Regions from separate parts of the Mus musculus genome. Here region 1 is linked to region 2. A link is a loop called in an ENCODE intact Hi-C map of the cell type or tissue named here. Cell type or tissue: left cerebral cortex. All regions are shown on one strand. Each heading gives the region's core, and the rest is flanking DNA. Links, peaks and the distances in the headings are about the cores only.

Region 1 (10,008 bases), core at 710-8,709, 520 kb before region 2:
CACATTGCAGAGAGAACAAATATAGAAATGCAGGCTGGAGATGTGGGTCAATGGTAGAGCAGTGCTTGTCCAACACTCAGGGTCCTGGGATTAATACTCACTGCAGGAAAAAATGAATCAAAACCAAAGCAAACCACAAGCAAAACCTCCAAATCAAACTTCCTGCTTGAAAACAACAACAACAACAACCACCCCCATACAAACTCTGGAGATAATATAGTAACTTTAAACTATTGAAAGAAAAGGTTTTGTTTTTGTTTTTCAATACAGGGTTTCTCTATATAGCCCTGGCTGTCCTGGAACTCACTCTGTAGACCAGGCTGGCCTTGAACTCAGAAATCCGCCTGCCTCTGCCTCCCAAGTGCTAGGATTAAAGGCGTGTGCCACCACTGCCTGGCCTGTTTGTTTATTTAAGACACTTTTTTTTTGTTTTTGTTTTTTTTGGTTAAGCGCAGGTATGTGGGCTGCGACATTAAAAGTATGGTCCGGGGCTGGAGAGATGCTTCAGTGGTTAAGAGCACTGACTGATCTTATGAAGGTCCTGAGTTCAAATCCCAGCAACCACATGGTGGCTTACAACCATCTGTAATGACATCTGACACCTTCTACTGGTGTGTCTGAAGACAGCTACAGTGTACTTACATATAAATAATAAATAAATCTTAAAAAAAAAAGTACGGTCCATCAAAATGGTATACTGTTAGACACAATTAAGCTTCCAGGACGAGATGTTTGTTTTTTGTTTTGTTTTGGTTTGTTTTTTTCGAGACAGGGTTTCTCTGTGTAGCCCTGGCTGTCCTGGAACTCACTCTGTAGACCCGGCTGTCCTTGAACTCAGAAATCTGCCTGCCTCTGCCTCCCGAGTACTGGGATTAAAGGTGTGTGCTACAACCACCACAGCAGGATCTTGAAATGGAGATTTCTCAAATGGCTTTCTTTTCCTATATCTTTATCTAAGAGAAACTTTATCTAAGTTTCTCTTATAGGATACCTTCTTGGCTACTGTCTACAGATATACCCAGAAGCTCATGGGGTATTTCTCTTTTCAGTTTATTTTTAATTGATGTAAAGTGTATCTATCTATTTATGATGTATGGCGTACTTGGGAATATGTATAATGCATTGAATGGCCTAATCAATGTGAGTCTGGACATTTCTTCTCATATATCTGTAGTCATGTGGTGTAGTATGAAATACAGTTGTATAGTTGTCACTTGGTATCCACAAGAGATCAGCTAATTCCAGGATGATTCGTGCCCACACCCAAATATGCAGATGGGAAGATGTGTATTAAATAGCATGCTGTGTGTGTGTGGAGACAACTGTTGAAGCTGGGCATTGGCCATAGGATTCTGTTTTTATGTTTTAAAGCATGCTAAAAACTAATAAAAGCATGGAATAAAAAAAAAAAAAAGATAGTATTTTGTTGTAAGGTAATATACACAGCTCTTACTCATTGTACCTAAGCATGTGGCATCATTCAGTGACAACTAAGGCACCTAAAGTTTCGGGGAGGCAGGAAGAACTGAGTCTCTGTGTAGTCCTGCCTATCCTGGAACTTGCTCTGTAGACCACTGGTCTTGAACTCCTGATCCACTTGCCTGTGCCTCCAGAGTGCTGGGATTAAACCAGCATGAGCTGCATTTAAATAAGCTTCAGAATCCAGAAACAATCAAACTGTCTGGCTTGCACAGGCTCAAGGGGTATCAATGCTTCCTCCTGCACCTTCTCAGTTTGGATGGTCAAATTCTGTTCACCCGTTCTTTCCCACACTATACCCAGTCTATCTCTGTTTATTTTATTATTATTATTATTTTGGTTTTTCGAGACAGGGTTTCTCTGTATAGCCCTGGCTATCCTGGAACTCACTCTGTAGACCAGGTTGGCCTCGAACTCAGAAATCCGCCTGCCTCTGCCTCCCGCAAACTGGGATTAAAGGCGTGCGCCACCACGCCCGACTTTTTTTTTTTTTTTCTCTGTTTATTTACACACACAATTCTTCCAAGTTTCATGATTTTTTCCTTATAGTTGCAAACTGAAATTCACATATTGACAGATATCTCCGAATTTAGGATTTGATACGTAATGGGCTCACATGCATTTATATCTGACACGTCTCTGGAGTCTACAAACATTGGTACCATTATCTACATTCCTCCCCCAAATTCTTAAATATGCTAGCTCCATGTTGAGATAAAAAGATTAGGGCCGCTGTCAGAAAGCACCCAACGCTGAGGGATGTTCGTCAGGATTCATTTTAAAGCGCTAATTCCCAGCCGAAGATTCGTATTAAGGCTCATGAATTTCTAAAAAAGCGATAGGCCTTCATTTGGAATGATGAAGACGGCCTGCGTTTTCTCAGTTCTGCACGCTCTAAAGTTTTAGAAAGATGCTCTTTGGAGGCGACTGACTGGGTTTCTCTTTGGTCCCCAAATGACATAAAGCTGATAATTTTCGTTTTGAAAATGCTGCCTCAGAAAAGAGGTGCAAAAGCATGGCTGCGGGGAAAGTAGCCTAGATCCAGCCACTCCGCCCTGGGCTCCTGAAGCTACGTGAAAACGAAGAGCAAGCCTTCGAGCAAGCCAAATCCTGAGGTGATTATGCTTGTTCCAGGCCTACGGGGAACGGAGGGTGGAGAAAAGAGACGCTCTGTGGTTCCCTGGCTGCAGCCGCCATCTTTCAGGGTGGGCTGCGCACGCTCTCGGCCCTGGGCCCGCGAGCACGAGCGGAGAAGACGTGGAAGCCCTGAAAACCCAGAGCGAGGCCACAAAGAGAAAACGCGCCTGCGCTTGGGCGACAGTAGTGGAGGGACGGGGCCAGAGACGAACGCGCGTGCGCAGTGAGAGCCCGCCAAGCACCTGGAGGAGGAGGGGGGCGAGGTACCTAGGCGTGAGGATGAAAGGCGCACGCGCAAAAGCGCGACTGTGCGGGGAGTGGGAGGGATCCAGAGGAGGCTCGCGGAGGCAGGACTAGCGCAGATCTCGCGAGATCTCCTGCGACCATATATACGTGCGGAGAGCCCGCGTCCTTTCCTTGGCGTGATTCCGTCCTGCGCGTCTGTTCTGTGGAACAGGAGGCAGTTGTTTTCCGTCCGGCTTCTCCCACACCGAAGTGCGCGCCTCCACCTCATGGAAGACTCGATGGATATGGACATGAGTCCTCTTAGGCCTCAGAACTACCTTTTCGGTAACTGACTGGAGGGGGAAGCGTGTGCAGGGCCTGGTGATGGGGGGGGGGGCGGGAGCCCAGCCGAGGCCTGGCGTGTGGGGAACGCGGCGTAGGTGGAGGCCGGAGAGCAAGGAGGAATCTCCCAGGCCTTAGAAGCAGCGGCCTGAACACTAGGAAAGCCGCCGGAAAATGGGGCGGGAGCGGCCCAGCCTGTAGCCTCGGGTGTTAGGAGCGGCCGGCCGGCCGGCGAGGGTGCGACCTTGCCTGTGGCGCGAACTTGAGAGGCGTTTCTCCTGTGCACGAAAGCCCGCACGGTCGCTTCCGAGCTCCTTTTTTTCCTCTTGTGTTGAGCCACGGCAGGCGGCACGGGAGAAAGGGGCCTGTGGAGCGAGGCGAGGCCTACCTCCGCCCTGTTGGGGAGGATACATCTGCAGGCGCTGGGCTTTCCAGGGGCCGCATCTTGTATTCTGTGGCGACCGAGGGCTTCGCCCAGTAACGGGGAATGGTCCGAGCAGGCGCCCTGAGGCAGAAGGGGCAGCAACCCCTAGGAGCACGTGGTTGCCACGTGGTTGGGGGTTAGGGAGGGGGTGTGGGCTCTACATCCGGGCTCTCCGACTCTAGCCAACCTTCAGCCGTGGGATCTTGTGGCTTAGTTAAAAGTTCTGGGAGGGAAATGTTTATTTCATAGCCCGTGGCGTATGGGTTTTTGAGATCTTTGTTCATATCTTTCAGTATCCACAGTGATGGAGCCCCCCCTTTTTAATTTGCCTCTGGTAGGCGGAGTCAGCATCACGTTGCAGATAGCTGTACTGATGGCCCACGTGGCTTAATGTTAGGAGTACCCTTAAATCATCTACCTGGCTCTATCTAGAACTACTTTTTCTTGGGGTGGGGAGAGGGAAGGATCTGTTGAACAGACAAGATTCGCTTTAGCATCAAGGCTTTTGGGGATCACATCTATAGTCTTGCTGCCTACCCTACACCCAGTTTTTGTTTAAAAGAATCAGTTTGTTTTTCAGTGATTCACGTTTTAGCTTTTTAACAGTCCTGAGATTAAAGGAACAGTGAACTCTGCCACTCGTTCATTAATTCTAGTAGTGTTTATACCGATTTCACCATACTACTTTAAAGAGACTCATTAAGTCTACTGTGGAAACCAGCAATGTTGCCTCAATGTAGTTAGTACTATGAGAAAATTAAAGATTTTTTTTTTTAATGTTTCATTTGAGTTGATTTCACAGAACTTTAGGCTTTGGGTTTTGATGTAAGTATCATTGCTAGGTTTGCTTTCTTGTTTTTGTCTTACATACAGGCTGTGAACTAAAGGCTGACAAAGACTATCACTTTAAAGTGGATAATGATGAAAATGAGCACCAGTTGTCATTAAGAACGGTATGTAAGCTCTGAAACTTAAAAACATTTCAGACATTTCCTACTGATGAACTAGGAGTTTAATCCCAGAAAAGATAGGGGATCTTTGTCACTTGTAATTTTGTATAGCTTGGTCACTCCAAGGTGCTAGATAGGTGCTTTGTAGAACAGTGCTTGTTTTTAATCTGCCAGCTTTATTCATTTAAAGGAACAGTTGTGTATATGGTAATTCTGTTGTGAAACGCTTCAATTCTAATTCTAATGGTGAGATGACTAGTTTTCTTTTCGTCAGTAGTGGTGAAAAGCCACTTTAAAAGTTTCTTTGAAACATTTTTATTCACAGGTCAGTTTAGGAGCAGGGGCAAAAGATGAGTTACACATCGTAGAGGCAGAAGCAATGAACTATGAAGGCAGTCCAATTAAAGTAACACTGGCAACTTTGAAAATGTCTGTACAACCAACAGTAAGTACATTTCTAAATTTTGGATTTCATGTTGGTTCAGGTCTCTTGCGTCATTTGGGGTCAGTGTCATTTAGGTTTTGCAAAGACGTATCTTTTACCAAGATTATTTCTGCTGCTATTATAAATAGGTTTATTTCATTGTAGAACTTGCTGGTAATATCTGTTGTAAAACTCTTATTTTTAGGTTTCCCTAGGGGGCTTTGAAATTACACCACCTGTGGTCTTACGGTTGAAGTGTGGTTCAGGGCCTGTGCACATTAGTGGACAGCATCTAGTAGGTAGGTTTTTTTTTGTCATAGTTTTCAATATAGGCTAGCTTTTTTAATATTTTAAACATTTGTATCTTTGCACATCTGCCATGGAATGCTTGTCCTGGTCAGACAAGACAATTTCCCTAGCATCTTTAATTGCTATCACATGAGTTCTGGGGATCAATCTAACACGACGAATGTGTTTGGTTGGGTTCAGCTATTCAGGACCCTATGACCAATGAGGCTATCTTTCAATCTAGACTTCCATTTGGACTGTCGTAGTTCTACAAAGACCTGATTTCTGTCTTTAAAATACAGTAAATCTTTTCTGTTCATTTGCTACCTTTAATGGAATCTTAAAAATGCTATGGGTTACTTGTTCTTGTCGAGTTAGTATGTCTAATTCTATTTTAGCTGTAGAGGAAGATGCAGAGTCTGAAGATGAAGATGAGGAGGACGTAAAACTCTTAGGCATGTCTGGAAAGCGATCTGCTCCTGGAGGTGGTAACAAGGTTCCACAGGTAAAGAAAGGAAAGATCTTTTTGTTTGTTTTTTGTTTTTCAAGACAGGGTTTCTCTGTGTAGCCCTGGGTGTCCTGGAACTCACTTTGTAGAACAGGCTGGCCTTGAACTCAGAAATCCACCTGCCTCTGCCTCCCGAGCACTGGGGTTAAAGGTGTGTGCCAGGAAAGAGTTTTAAAAAGTATTTCTGGCTGGGGGTGGTCTACAAAGTGAGTTCCAGGACACCCAGGGCTACACAGAGAAACATTGGTATCGAAAAAAAAAAACAAAATTTCTGGCATTTACTTTGGCTAATCACCAAAATTTCTCTTGCTAATGGATGCATATTATTCTTTCAGAAAAAAGTAAAACTTGATGAAGATGATGAGGACGATGATGAGGACGATGAGGATGATGAGGAGTAAGTATAAGTACTATGATCTCAAAAACTTGATCTTACAGGTACTTGTAAGGGTTTAGGAGGATTGACTTGCCAGTGGTTGATGTTTGAAAGTAAAAGATTTTGACCTATGATTCCATGTTTGCCTTACAAACAAGCTATTTATTGTATGTGGGACATTGATGGGGGGGTTGAATTAATTTATTTTTTTGAGACAGGGTTTCTCTGTGTAGCCCTGGCTGTCCTGGAACTCACTCTGTAGTTCAGGCTGGCCTGGAACTCGGAAATCTGCCTGCCTCTGCCTCCCAAGTGTGTGCGCCACTGTGCCCGGCTGGGACATTGATTTTTCTTGGGAGTTATTGTTAGGAGTAAGATTTTATGTGTTCAATATAAGTAACAGCTAGATGGGAAGTATGGAATTCGTTAAAAATATTTTTATTACATATTTTCCTCAATTACATTTCCAATGCTATCCCAAAAGTCCCCCATACCCTCCCCCCGAAGTATGGAATTATTATTTGTAGTCTTATATTTGTTACCTTCCTGTCTTATAGAAGTTCTGGAATTGGTCAAGTATATTCTGAGCTAAGATAACTGTTCAAAGCAAACTTGGGAACTAGTCTTCATTATATTGATTACTGTATTCATAGTGGGGACATAGTAAGGGACAAATAATAGTCTTGAGGTTATCAGGGTTAGTAGTTCTTCTGGTGTGATAATGGTTCATCATACAGAGATGATGCCCACGAGAATAAAATGATAGCTGAAGATTATTTACTATTTAAGTTGGAGAGTTTAATCACATTGCCAGAAAGTTCTGGATCAAAGAATGCAAAGAGGCTTTAAACACATACTCTGTATACAAGCCTATGGATTAAAGTCCTGGATCAGATAATTCAAATTGTTTGATTTCAAGATTGACTTTATATATTTCATTGTATATAGTTTAACAATGTTTGGGGAGTAGCCAGGCAGTGGTGTCGCATGCACTTGGGAGGCAGAGGCAGGTTGATTTCTGTGTTCGAGGCCAGCCTGGTCTACAGTGAGTTCCAGGACAGCCAGGGCTACACAGAGAAACCCTGTCGAAAAACCAAAAAAAATTGGGGAGTAGAACAGATGAGTGGGTTATATTGCAAATAATGACATTTATGCAGAGATTTTTTTGACTATTTTGCCATTTAAGAGCTTAGAAGATAACCCTGAGGAATGTTGTTAGAACTAAGTATTGAATGCTGCTGTACTAAAGGACAGATATATGTGGTCTCATAAGATGGTATTGCCTTTTGGTTTTATTAGACATTTTTATTTACATTTCAAATATCCCCTTTTCTAGTTTCCCCTCTGAAAACCCCCTATCCCCCTCTCCATGCTCACCAACACCCATTCCTGCTTCCTGGCCCTGGCATTCCTCTATACTGGGGCATAAAACCACCAGCATCAAGGGCCTTTTTAATCTTAAGGATAAAATCATTGGAATAGTGTTTTGGTGGTATGACTGATACTACTACATGGTTTAGGATAGAAGAAAAGAGTAGTTTTATAGAAATTAGTATTGTTTCTGGTACCAAGCATCTACATGGATTGGGTGTAAGGTAAGGTCATTTTTATACTAACCTGTAGTGTTAAATTACCAAAACCACTGGATTTACATGTAGCAGATCCTAACAAGAGAGAATCTCCCCACTGAAAAGGTAATTTACATGAAGTTCAAACTTTTGACTTTAACACTAGTGTGGAAAATGTAGTCACTGTTGGTGATTTTGCTTACAGACTTTGTATGAGCAATTGGACATTATATACTTAGGTATAGACATGGAGATGTTTCAGTGGCCATACTGAATGTGATTTGCCCCCTTCTAAAAAATCACAGTATGCCTGAAGAACATTTTGTATTCCTCTTAAAGCAAGTGCCATGTGACTTTATATCATAATCTCAGCTCTAAATTGGAAGTGAGAAGCAGCACCCTTTTTTGAGCTAGGACGTTACACTAAGTATTTGGAGGTGGACTGTTGTTAATTTCAATCTGGCAGCTTAATTCCAGTGCCACATATATATGTCTTTAGGAGGAGCCAATAAAGTTAGCCTTGTCAAACACTGCACATAACACATTGGAATGAAGTGTAAGCAGAAGCATCTTTACAGTAAGACAGGTAGAATCAACAAATGTAGTAAAATTTTTACTATAGAATTTTTGATCAATCTTTGGCTACATTTAAATTATTTGAGTATTTTGCAACATTTCATCACCACCATTTCGGTCTGGCTTTGATTTTTGACAGAATTGATCCCTATAGTTTTTAAGGGCTGAAAAGTCATGTGCATGTGTCATTGACTGTAGGTATTTGGGGTTGCTGTCACCACCTTGTGGGAGTTCTTCCTAAATTTACCTCTTGAAGAGTAATGTGTGAAGCAGTATCTTTGTTTGGTTTATTCCCTAGGTGACTAACAGTCTTACATGTTTACTGACCATATGTTTGGGGAGAAATGGTCTGTTCAAATTTCTTGCATAAGTAATTAGTATCTTTGCTCTAGTTACTGGGATATGTAAAAGTTAATCCCTACACTGCAGAGGAGAGGACACTAAAGGCATATATGTACTAACACCTGGCTAAATGTTAACTCTAAAAAGCCTAGTTTCTTTATGGTTTGGTACAAAGCTGATTTGGTTGAAGCTATTTATTTACTAATAACATTGCAAAATTAATCAACTACACAACCCTTTGAAACAATACTCTCAAGTATTATATAAAAATGTTTGTTAGGTTTCTTAAGTATTGATCCATTCAAATACTGGTGCAAATTCACTTTTATTAACAATTGTGCTACAGTGGATGAATATGGTTTAGTTCTTTTGTAAAATTGACTAAAAATTTAAGTTCTGTGTGTTGGCTTATTTCATTTATAGTGATGATGATGATGATTTTGATGAAGAGGAAACTGAAGAAAAGGTCCCAGTGAAGAAAGTGAGTACATGAGATACTATGAGGTTTATCATGGGTAGCTAGTAAAAGGATGGGAATTTCTTAGTGCTAGTAGTAAAAACTGGCTGAATTGATCTTAAAAATTGGTTCTGAGCTAAACAGGAAAATTTGAGAACGCTATCTGTATGTGAGTTACAATTTATTAGTTTGTTTTAGGACAGTTTAATCTGAGTTGATCTCTACTCTGGAGAGGGCATATGGATTAAGGCCATTTTCTACTTGCAGTCTGTACGAGATACCCCAGCCAAAAATGCACAAAAATCAAACCAAAATGGAAAAGACTTAAAACCATCAACACCGAGATCAAAGGTAAGTACCCAACAACAGACCTACTAAATTCAGTGCCTAAAAAAACTTTGTGCTTTGTGGTACTTAACCTTGCCTACATAATAGACTATAGTGCACACTAAGATAGCCCAATACATAAATTTGTGAAGTGTGTCATGTTCTGTGGTGGATTCCAAGGTTGACTTATTTTGTAGACTTGTTGAATTCTGACCTGTTATAGCTTTCACGATCTGGGTGGTGTGTGTGTATTTGTAGAGGTCAGGAGTTGTCTTAAGAGGCTTGTCAGGATTGATTGACTTTATTTTGAAGCATCTCTTCCAATCTTTTACTTTAAGATTTATTTATATAAGTACACTAGCTGTTTTTCAGACAGATGGTTGTGAGCTACCATGTGGTTGCTGGGAATTGAACTCTGACCTCTAACTGCTTATGCATCTTCAGCCCTCTAGTCCTGACAGGCTTTCTAGCTAGGAACAATTAGCAACTTCTCTGTGCTCTATAAGGGATTTTAGGGAGGAGGGAAATCTTGGTAATTACTTTGTTAAGAACTGTACTAATAATCTTTGAAAACTTTTTCCAGGGTCA
Region 2 (10,008 bases), core at 1,226-9,225:
TTGCCTCAGCACTAGGCCAGTAAAGCCATGAAAGCCAGAGGACAATTAAATTATTCACTATCAGCAACTATAATTCATTGTCTGTTTCAAGAGTTCATTTACTACCTTGCTGAGGATGGTAGTACAGATCCATAATCCCAGCACCTGGAAGGTAGAGGAAAAAGAGTTGGGAGTTCAAGGCCAGCCTCAGCTACAAAGTTCCAGGCCATCCTGGGCTACACAAGACCCTGCAAGAGGACAGGGAGCTGGAGAAAAGAGAGAATATATTAAAAAGAGGGAGATGGGAGACTGATAAGAAGAGAGAGGCATAAAGGACAGAGAGAAAGGACAAAGTGGGGAGACAGAGAATCTATGTAAGGTTCCTGTTAAGGTCAGTCCTAGAAACAGAATGCCAGGACAGAAGCACCTTTGGTAGACCAGGCCTCAAGTAGTCACAAAGGTAACAACTGGGTTTTGAAACTTCACTGTTCTGTCACCATCTTTCTCCTCCGACTATCCCCTAGGATAGCTAGGGACAGAAGCAAAGTGTATACTATACTAAATAGATGTAGTCTCTACTATTAACATTCCACAACCAATATGAAGTCATTTTCAAAAGAATATTTTAAAATATAACACAATAGGGTATGTTGATTATAATTGAAACCTGTCATAATGAAAAGCAGGTATCAACAATTTGGAAAAACTGTAGCTACATACCTTATAAATGACTCAAGTAACACTGCATATGCATAGACACAGTAAATCAGATCTAACAATGCAGGTCTAGGCACTACAACTTTTGTTAGTTTAGGTTTTTTGAGACAGGGTTTTTTGTTTGGTTGTTTGGGGGGGGGTTGTTTGTTTGTTTGGGTATTTTAGGACAAGCTGTGTAGCCCTGGCTGTCCTGGAACTCACTTTGTAGACCAGGCTGACCTCAAATTCACAGAGATTCACCTGTCTTTGCTTCCTGAGTACTGGGATTAAAAGCATGTACCACCATGCCTGGCACATTTTTTTTATTATTACATTTCTAAGAATCCTACATTAAATCCCTTTTATGTCTTCACTAGGTGACATCACTTCAATTTAATGGCAAATATCATCACACAAAATCTAAACACCCATCAGGATTTTACGGACGCTAACTAAGCATGTGCTCTGCCACTGAGGTGCACCCCGGCACTCAAAACAAAACTTTCTTAGTTATAAGCTTAGAAAACCAGTAAATGTGGACCAGAGTATTTCTTTAGTCATATGCTAGAAGACCACGCCTGGGGTTAGTTACACTGTATTTCTTCTAACTCTTGAAAAAGAAGACATTGTGTTTCAGTATGAAGAACTGGTCACTATGAAAGCAGATACACTGTTTATCTTTAAGAAGATGGAACATGTATGAAGACACTTTGCCAAAATAGAGGTCATTAAGATGGCTCAGCCAAACGCACTTGAACATACATGCCTAACAAAATGAGTTCAAGTCTCAGAACCTAAGTAAAAGCAGGAGAGAAACTTTACAAAGTTGTCCTCTGACCTCCTCCACATGCCCACTGTGGTGCATGTGTGAATTCTCAATAATACATAAACAACTTTTTTTTTAATTAGATATTTTCTTTATTTACATTTCAAATGCTATCCGGAAAGTTCCCTATACCCTCCTCCTGCCCTGCTCCCCTACCCACCCACTACCACTTCTTGGCCCTGGCATTCCCCTGTACTGGGGCACATAAAGTTTGCAAGACCTAGGGGCCTCTCTTCCCAGTGATGGCTGACTAGGCCATCTTCTGATACATATGCAGCAGAGACACGAGCTCTGGGGGTACTGCTTAGTTCATATTGTTGTTCTACCTATAGGGTTGCAGACCCCTTCAACTCCTTGGGTACTTTCTCTAGCTCCTCCACTGGGGGCCCTGTGTTCCATCCTATAGATGACTGTGAGCATCCACTTCTGTATTTGCCAGGCACTGGCATAGCCTCATACGAGACAGCTATAACAGGATCCCTTCAGCAAAATCTTGCTGGCATATGCAATAGTGTCTGGGTTTGGTGGCTGATTATGGGATGGATCCCCAGGAGGGGTGGTCTCTGGATAGTCCATCCTTTTGTCTTAGCTCCAAACTTTGTCTCTGTAACTCCTTTCATGGCTATTTTGTTCCCTATTAAACAACAACTTTTTAAAGATATTTTGTCGCCAGGCAGTGGTGGCACACGCCTTTAATCCCAGCACTTGGGAGGCAGAGGCAGGCGGATTTCTGAGTTGGTGGCCAGCCTGGTCTACAGAGTGAGTTCCAGGACAGCCAGGGCTACACAGAGAAATCCTGTCTCCAAAAACCAAAAACCAAAAAAAAAAAAAAAAAAAAAAAAAAAGGTATTTTGTTAAAATAACTATCAAAGTTTCCCAAACTGTTATAACCAACAATTCGATTCTGAAAATGGAAAAAAGTCCTCAGAACCTGAAGATAAAGTGACAGAATTCCTTTCAACACATACAACCAACCAGAAACTTCCAGGTTTAATTTTCAACAATCCAGTTCTGCACATTGTGCAGAGTCCAGCAGACATGAGACTCTGTATTTTATGCTACTATACTTCCATTTTAAAACGTGTACCTCAGCTCCCTGGATAACATCATCCACAGAAACCATGAGGCTATCCAACAGACTTTCAGTATCACCATTTATTATTTATAGCATTAAATGGGGGAAGTGGCTCTGATGTCACCAACCCTACCCAGTGGAATCACTGACTCAATAAGCGATTCACACTGGAGAAACTCTGACGAGGAAAACATCTTGCTAAGTTCAGCAGATCTTTCACCTTTTCTTAATACTGTGGAGCAGATACTAGTTGTTACTATATCAGTAGAGATACAAAGAAAACTATCAAGGTTTTCACAGGAAGAAGCCCTTTGTATGTTCATTTGCAGAGGCTGATTTCCTCCCCAACTCTCCTGGGCCCAGTTTGATTTCCCTCACGTTCAAACTGGCAGGTAATACCAGTCAGCCATACTTTATTTCTTCCGCCAATGAGCAAATCCTTCACTTTCCCAGACTCAGAGTCCTGTTTCCAAAAACCTTTCTAGCACCAAGTCTGAGGTCAGAAACGGGTTAGGGGTGTCCGGGGAGACCTGACCAGGCTGGCTACCAATGGTTCCTAACAGTACAGGGATCGCTGCTTATCCGTGGGCCAAGAAACCCCCCTCCCATTTTTTATTATTAAAATAAGAGAGGGTGGCAGTGATGAGCGCGACCTCTTCTCCCTCCCCTCTCATTTCCCAAATGATAAAAGTTATGGTTTCCCTTTCCTGGGGGATGGAATTCAAGAGTACCTAGGGCCTTGCTATACAAACATCCTTCACGGCAGGGTAGGAAACCCTTTGTCCAAGAAGCCTGACACCGCAGGGGCCCGGAAAATAGGCCCCTTATCCGGAACAGCCTCAGACTCGTAGGCACCCCCAACATCCCAGTCCAATGGGGCTATCCTGGCATCCATACAGCGGTAGCTTGGGGCGAGGGTGCTGAGACCCACCCCTACCACCCACCCCACCCCACCCCACCCCACCCCCCGCGCCTAGGTTATGGAGGCCGAAGCGGCTCCAACTGGTCTCGGACTCCCTTCCACCACCATCACCCTCAGCTTGAGCGAGGCTGGGAGGCGCGATGCAGGCCCGGCCAGAGGAATCCAGGGAAGGGAAAAAGAAATCCCCTTCTAAAAACAGAGTGTGATGGCAAGGCAAGAGTGAGCAGTGGCTCCGGCAGGAGCGAGGCTGGGGCGCCGGAGACTGGCCGGAGCCCGGCAAGGAGGGGGTTGGGGGAGCCGCGGGGAGTGGAGGCCGTGCCGGCCCAAGAGCGCGAAGCGTCAGCAACGAGCCATAGCAGGGGGGCGGCCGGGCCCAGGCGGCGGGGAACGAGGGCTGGCCTGGCGCGGACGCCGGGGTGGGCAGGCCCCCCGGCCGCCGGCCGGCCGGAAGAACTGAAGGCCAGTGGGCCGCACTCACCATGAGCTCGATGGTCTTGTCTTCAATCACCGAGTCGGGCTCCATGGCGGCCCCGGCGGCCCCGCCTCGCTCTCTCCGCTCAGCAGCGATCGGCCCGGGCGGAGGAGGCGGTGGCGGCGGCGGCGGTGGAGGCAGCTCTCGCACCCACTCTAGCTGCCAGCCCGCCCGGGCCGCCCGCAGCTCCGCCCTCACCCTCGGCCGACGCAGGACGCACAGCGAAGACTACAACTCCCGGCAGCCGCGGCGGCTCGCGCAGCTTTGTGGGAGCAAGAAGCCGCTTGGTCCAATCTGCCGGCTTCTGCCACCGGAGAGAGCACCTAGGGGAGCGCAGGGCTGTGAGTGCCGGACGTGCAGAGCTGGAGTATCTAGGGCTTGCTCGCGATAGGGCCTCGCGAGCGCCGCGACTACTTGTCCCAGAAATCCTCGCGCGCGAGGTCTTCTTCCGGTTGGTCGTTCCTGACTTCCTGGCAGCCCGTAGCCGCACGGACCTGGACGGAAACTCCGAGGCAACTCCTCACTTGTCGGAGATCTTTGCAGTGCGAGCGAGCGATCTCCGCACATGCGCAGTGGGTGTCTGCGGTGCCCACTAGTCGTCTAGGCTGCAGCGCTGCCGTTCCGTGTGTGTTGCATTTGGTAGGGACAGATGGTGGAGACAGGTGGGTCCCAGGTTGCACTAGGAAGTGTGGGAGGGGGCCCGCGAGGTCGAAGACACAATTAAAGGAAGATGGGCATCTAAGAGTTTGGAGACTGAGCTGGGAAAGCGGTGTGTGGAGATCTGCCACACTGACTGGGAGGAGCTGAGCCATGAGAAAGAAGCTATACATTTTGAAGACACTTTTTTTTTTTTCCGAGACAGGGTTTCTCTGTATACCTGGCTGTCCTGGAACTCACTTTGTAGACCAGGCTGTCCTCGAACTCAGAAATCTGCCTGCCTCCACCTCCTCAAAGGCGTGCGCCACCACCGCCCGGCCGAAGACACTTATTTTTAAGCATTCAGTTTCTACTAGTACTGCCCTAAGCACTGGGAATGACCGGAGAGACCTCTGTTCTTATTCAGCTTAATTCTAGTGGGAAGACAGCAGACATTGACTAAGAGTTAGAAATGATATGAAGAAACGCATCTAGAGACTTCAGAGAACCTCTAACTCCTTGTGACTTCCAAGTCTGTCAATACCCTCGAACCAAAAGCCCCCAGGAACACGCTGATAGTTGAACAAGGTGGGTTTTTTCCTAGCTGAAGTAGAAATGAACATACACCATGATGAAGCAGGGACGTCTCAGTAAGAGACCTTAGGTAATGTAGAAAAGGATTTGAAGGGGCTTTGGAGCAGATACTGCCGGGAAGTGGGGGTATAAGACTGGGCACCTCAGCCTTATCTATGGGAAGTTATATTAGATTAAAACTAATCCAGTAATTGTTGACAGCCTCTCCTGTTAGCCAGATTCAAGTGTTTAGTCTTGTAGCTGTGTTTCAGGGACTTGGACAATGTCCATGTTTTATCTGTGTTCACAAATGATTATGGGGTGGTCTTGTTTTTGTCTTGATCCATAAGCTAAGGCCACAGAATGGCCTTGTCTAATGTTGACGGACTGTTAAGTTGTTTATGTTTACAGGAGACCTGGCAGTCAGAGCTGTTATAAAGTGTCTCAAGGGCCTGGCTCATTGTACCCAGCCCACTTCACAGTAGCAGTGCCTGCTTGCCTGCTTCTCAAGTTTGTTTCAATTCTTTGCCCCTGTAAAGAGGATGACTTAGTACTCTAACGATTCCCAGGGAGCAAGGCATTACAGTAATCTGTATACATCCACATCACAGTGTAAATCCCCTGCAGATAGACTTTGAATCTTTATCTAGTGGCTTTCACCAAGAGATTGAAAGAAAAGCAACTGGGAAAAGCCCAGAATTGGAGTTACTGCCAATACCTTGCTGTCTGGTTTTCCCCAAACTCTCTTCCCTTTCTGGACTTGGGACAGTCAGAAGTGTAATGAGGAGGTTAGGTTAAATGACCTTTGTTTCAGTTACCTATTGTGACATAACCATCCATTCCAAGGCGTGGTGGCTTAGAATAACAATGGCTTATTATCTTATACAATTACGTAAATTAAGCAAGCTCATCTGGACCAATGTGATATATATATCAGCTGAGGTTACACATGGGGCCTCCCAAGCTTCTGGAGGGTGGCTCAAAAAAGGGCAAGAGCCATCAGCAGATGCTTATCAAGGTCTGACTGCCGCATCAGTCAAAGCAAGTCCAAGCCCATATCGAGTGTGGGAAGTTCTATGGATACTGAAAGACTAGTCTATTAGGCTTCACCAATGCAGCCAAGACCTTGAAAATGCCAGGACCTTTCATACACTATAGCATGTAGGGGCCACAGGATGAGTATGAACCTCCCATGTGTTTGTCTAGCCTAGACTACCACATTCCTTGTTTTAAAAATCTTCACATGTTGAGTGTGGTAGTACACGCCTTTAATCCTTGCACTCAGGAGGCAGAGGCAAGTGGAGCTCTGTGAATTGAAGGCCAACCTGATCTGCAAAAGGAGTTCTAGGACAGCCAGGGCAGTTAACCAGAGAGAAACCGTGTCACCAAAAAACAAAACAAAACAAACAACACACACACACACAAAAAAAAAACCCTCTGGCATATCCATAACCTGAAGGTCCTGGGTTCAACCCATAGCACTGCCAAAATTAATCAGTTAGAAGTTTCACACTTTTGGAGGACTAAAGAGATGGACTCAATGGCTAAGAGTGCTCCTGGAGACCTGAGTTCAATTCCCAGTACCCACACTAGGAAGCTCACAGCTGCCTGGAACTCCAGTTCTGGAAGAACTGATGCTCTCTGGTAGTCTCCGCAGGCACACCTGTGCACATACCTCAACACACACAGAGTTAAAAAATAAACCTTAAGGCCGGGTAGTGGTATCGCACGCCTTTACTCCCAGCACTTTTGAGGCAGAGGCAGGCAGATTTCTGAGTTTGAGGCCAGCCTGGTCTACAGAGGGAGTTCCAGGACAGCCAGAGATACACAGAGAAACCCTGTCTCGAAAAAAACAAACAAACAAATCTTAACTTTACATTTTAATTTTAATTTCTCTGACTTTTAGATCTATATGATGACAGTACTCAGTGGCTCAGCATCCTCTACCTTCCTTTCAGAAAGTGTCTCTATATAAGTAAGCTTCCACCATTCCCATTACTCCTTGAACTCAGTCCATTTTTTTTTTGCTGCTGTATTGAATATGTGAGAATAGATGACGTGTAAAGAAACTAAAGCTGGGCAGTGTCAGTGCACCCTTTAATCCTAGCACGTAGGAGACAGAAGTAGGCCAAGCTCTGTGAATTCAAGTGAGTTTCAAGATAGCCGAGGCTACACAGAGAAACTCTGTCTAAGGGGGGAAAGAAAGAAAAAGGAAACTGGTTTAGTTCATGGTAAGAGCAAGGTGCCAGCATCTGCTTGCCAGTGCCTTCCCTAGGTCATTGCAGGCAGTGGTCATCACATGGCAAGATGCTATAGCAAGCTAACCAGAGAAAGCTCACTCCATAGCCATGCAACTCCCTTATTAGCCCATTAATCTATGAAGGGGTTAAATGACTGATGAGAGTAAAATGACCTAACCCTCACAATGGGGACTCGTTTCAACCAAAGCTTTGGTGCCACATTCACACCATAGCAATCTGCATGCTTCTCATTTGAATGCTAAATCCCTGGGGATATCTGAGTTTGCAACCCCTGGCATCAAAAAAGCTCACAGTTTCCGTCCTTTAATTAAAATCATATGCCTCATGAAAAGAAAAAGAAAACTAAAATTATTGGCTTGGATTCCAAACGCTCAAAGAGATTTTTAAAAAGCATGTTTATGACAGAAGACTTACATAAGCTGAGCCAAGGCTGACCTCCTTGCTCTGACCTCTTAGAAAGAACCCGGGTGTGCAGGGATTCTTATTGCTTCAGGCTTGGTGCTAGCTGGTGATCAGATCTGATCATAGACAAAGGCCGAAGAAAGTCATAAGGCAGTTTCTGTCCAGAGCTTCAGACAGCTCTGGGCCAAGGTTTACAAGGCGTGCTGACAGTGAAGAGGTGTGGACCAATGACCCTCAACATGATGATGAGGTCTCGCTAGACATCGGAGTGTGGACCTCAGATGACCATGCCAGGAGGTGCATACCACACATAGTCAGATGTATTCATTTATCTGCAGTAACCTATATGTGTGCCTGTTAGCAGTTGGCTCCAAGCCCACACACCTTGCCGTCCTTTGAGATGCTGGAGCATGCAGACTGTGCTTAACTTCATGAGCAGAGATCACAGGTGTGGCAAAATGAAGGGGCTCCTGGTCCTGCCTCTGTTGTACCTTCTTTCCTATTGCTTTGGTGACCCAAGCAGCAAATGTACTACAGACTGCCTCACAGCGTTCATTCCACCCCACTCTGTGTGTGTATGAAGGGCTGGGGTGTCTGTCTGCCTGCCTGCCTGTCTGAATGATGTGTGTTCATTCTCTTCCTCTGTGTGTGATGTAGTATACAAAATAAATTAAAGACCACTCAGCCCCTTCCCCCTCTGAAGGGACTTTCCAAACTATACTAGCAGGCCAAGTGCAGAGCCAGATAAGGAAGCTGGCCAACTAAACAATGCTGAAAAAAAAAACAAAACAAAAAAACAAAAAACATAAGGGCAGGCAGAGTAAGGGACTAAGCCAAAGGTATGCAAACCCTATGCAAACCAACCAATGTCTGAAAGGGTTACTTGCTACACCAATTAGAATAAGCCAGCTATCCCTGTTGCCTAAATCTGCCCCTTACAAGGTATAAAAAGTGTGTTCTTTGTTTGTTTGGGGTCTCTCCTCTTGCCTGTGTGCTGAAGGGGGTCCTCAACGTGTTGGATCAATAAAAAAAAAGATGTCTTACGGTTTGCAGTGATGTGGGTCTCTGTGGCCTTTGTGAGTGAGGGTCAATATCAGCACCACCACCCCCAGCTGAAGTGATCTGTTCAGTGCACCTCAGTATGTCACCAGCTTCCCAGCTACGCTTTGTATTTTTTCAACAGAGAACAGAGCTTGCTACTCTTGGATTCCTGACCCTCAGAGACTTTATGAGGTCATGTTTGTTCTTTCCAGACTGTTATGAAGTAGATGTCACATAGTGCAGATAGCTGGGGGTCATGGGAGCCAGCTCATCTAAACAGTCAACTCCATGAGATCACTTACAATCTAACACAAAGTCTTGATACAATTTATGTCTTTCTCTTTTTTGTATATTTTTATTTATCCGTTCTGTATGTGTTATATATACATGCTTAAATAAAATAAAATGGGTAAATAAAATAAATGGGTTTCCCTAATACCTACAGTTTTTAAAGCCTTTTAGGTCAGTGTGGTAGCACATACCTACACTTAGTTACCTTGGAGGCTGAGGCAGAAGTTCCATGCCAGCCTAAGCAACATAGTGAGATCCCTATCTCAAAAAGGATCGAAAAGAAGCCAGGCAGTGGTGGCGCACGCCTTTGATCCCAGCACTTGGGAGGCAGAGGCAGATTTCTGAGTTTGAGGCCAGCCTGGTCTACAGAGTGAGTTTCAGGACAGCCAGGGCTACATAAAAAAAAAAAAAAAAAAAAAAAAAACCCTGTCTCGAAAAATCAAAATCAAAACAAAACAAAAAAGAACACAAGAAGAAAAGAAAATACCCATCCTTCCACCAGTCAAATGGTTTCTAGTTTTTGTTGTCAGCCACATCAGAGGAGGACAGAACTGAGACTGAAAGAGACTTACTAAGAGTACCTGGATATGGCAGGCCCACGTTCCAAGAGTTCCAGCTGTGTAGAAAACAGGCAGGAAGACTGCATGAGCCCCGGAGCCTGACACCAGCCAAGGCACCACAGCACAATCCCATCCAGGAGGACTGACCGCAGGGCTGCTGAGACTGCTCAGCAGTTAAGAGCTCTGGCTGTTTTTCCAGATGACCCGGGCTCAATCCCCAGCACCCACATGACCAATTATAATTGCAATTCAAATTCTTCAGGTGCACAGACAT

The links. Hi-C counts contacts between places; a loop is a spot of excess contacts. Peaks named below come from ENCODE experiments on the same cell type or tissue, not always from the same donor. Only the 100,000 strongest peaks of a DNase experiment are listed, where the experiment ranks them.
Region 1: it touches region 2 in a loop (4-fold over the local background); 2 of 42 quality-filtered maps call a loop at or near these places.

Annotation. Positions count from the first base shown.
Region 1 is chr11:33,156,100-33,166,107 of GRCm38, reverse strand. Npm1 (nucleophosmin 1) reads left to right here and starts at 2,902. Exons shown (of 11, transcript NM_008722.3): 1 at 2,902-3,186; 2 at 4,481-4,560; 3 at 4,883-5,002; 4 at 5,187-5,280; 5 at 5,668-5,774; 6 at 6,113-6,174; 7 at 9,060-9,117; 8 at 9,361-9,444; 9 at 10,004-10,008. The coding sequence starts at 3,129. In left cerebral cortex, for the core only: no CTCF peak of the experiment used is centred there; DNase peaks (open chromatin) are centred at 2,889 and 3,716; H3K4me3 peaks cover 2,225 bases; H3K27ac peaks cover 1,265 bases.
Region 2 is chr11:32,636,904-32,646,911 of GRCm38, reverse strand. It overlaps Fbxw11 (F-box and WD-40 domain protein 11), which reads right to left and starts at 4,357. Exons shown (of 13, transcript NM_001271347.1): 1 at 3,977-4,357. The coding sequence starts at 4,021. In left cerebral cortex, for the core only: a CTCF peak has its summit at 4,568; DNase peaks (open chromatin) are centred at 2,746, 3,798 and 4,411; H3K4me3 peaks cover 2,724 bases; H3K27ac peaks cover 2,135 bases.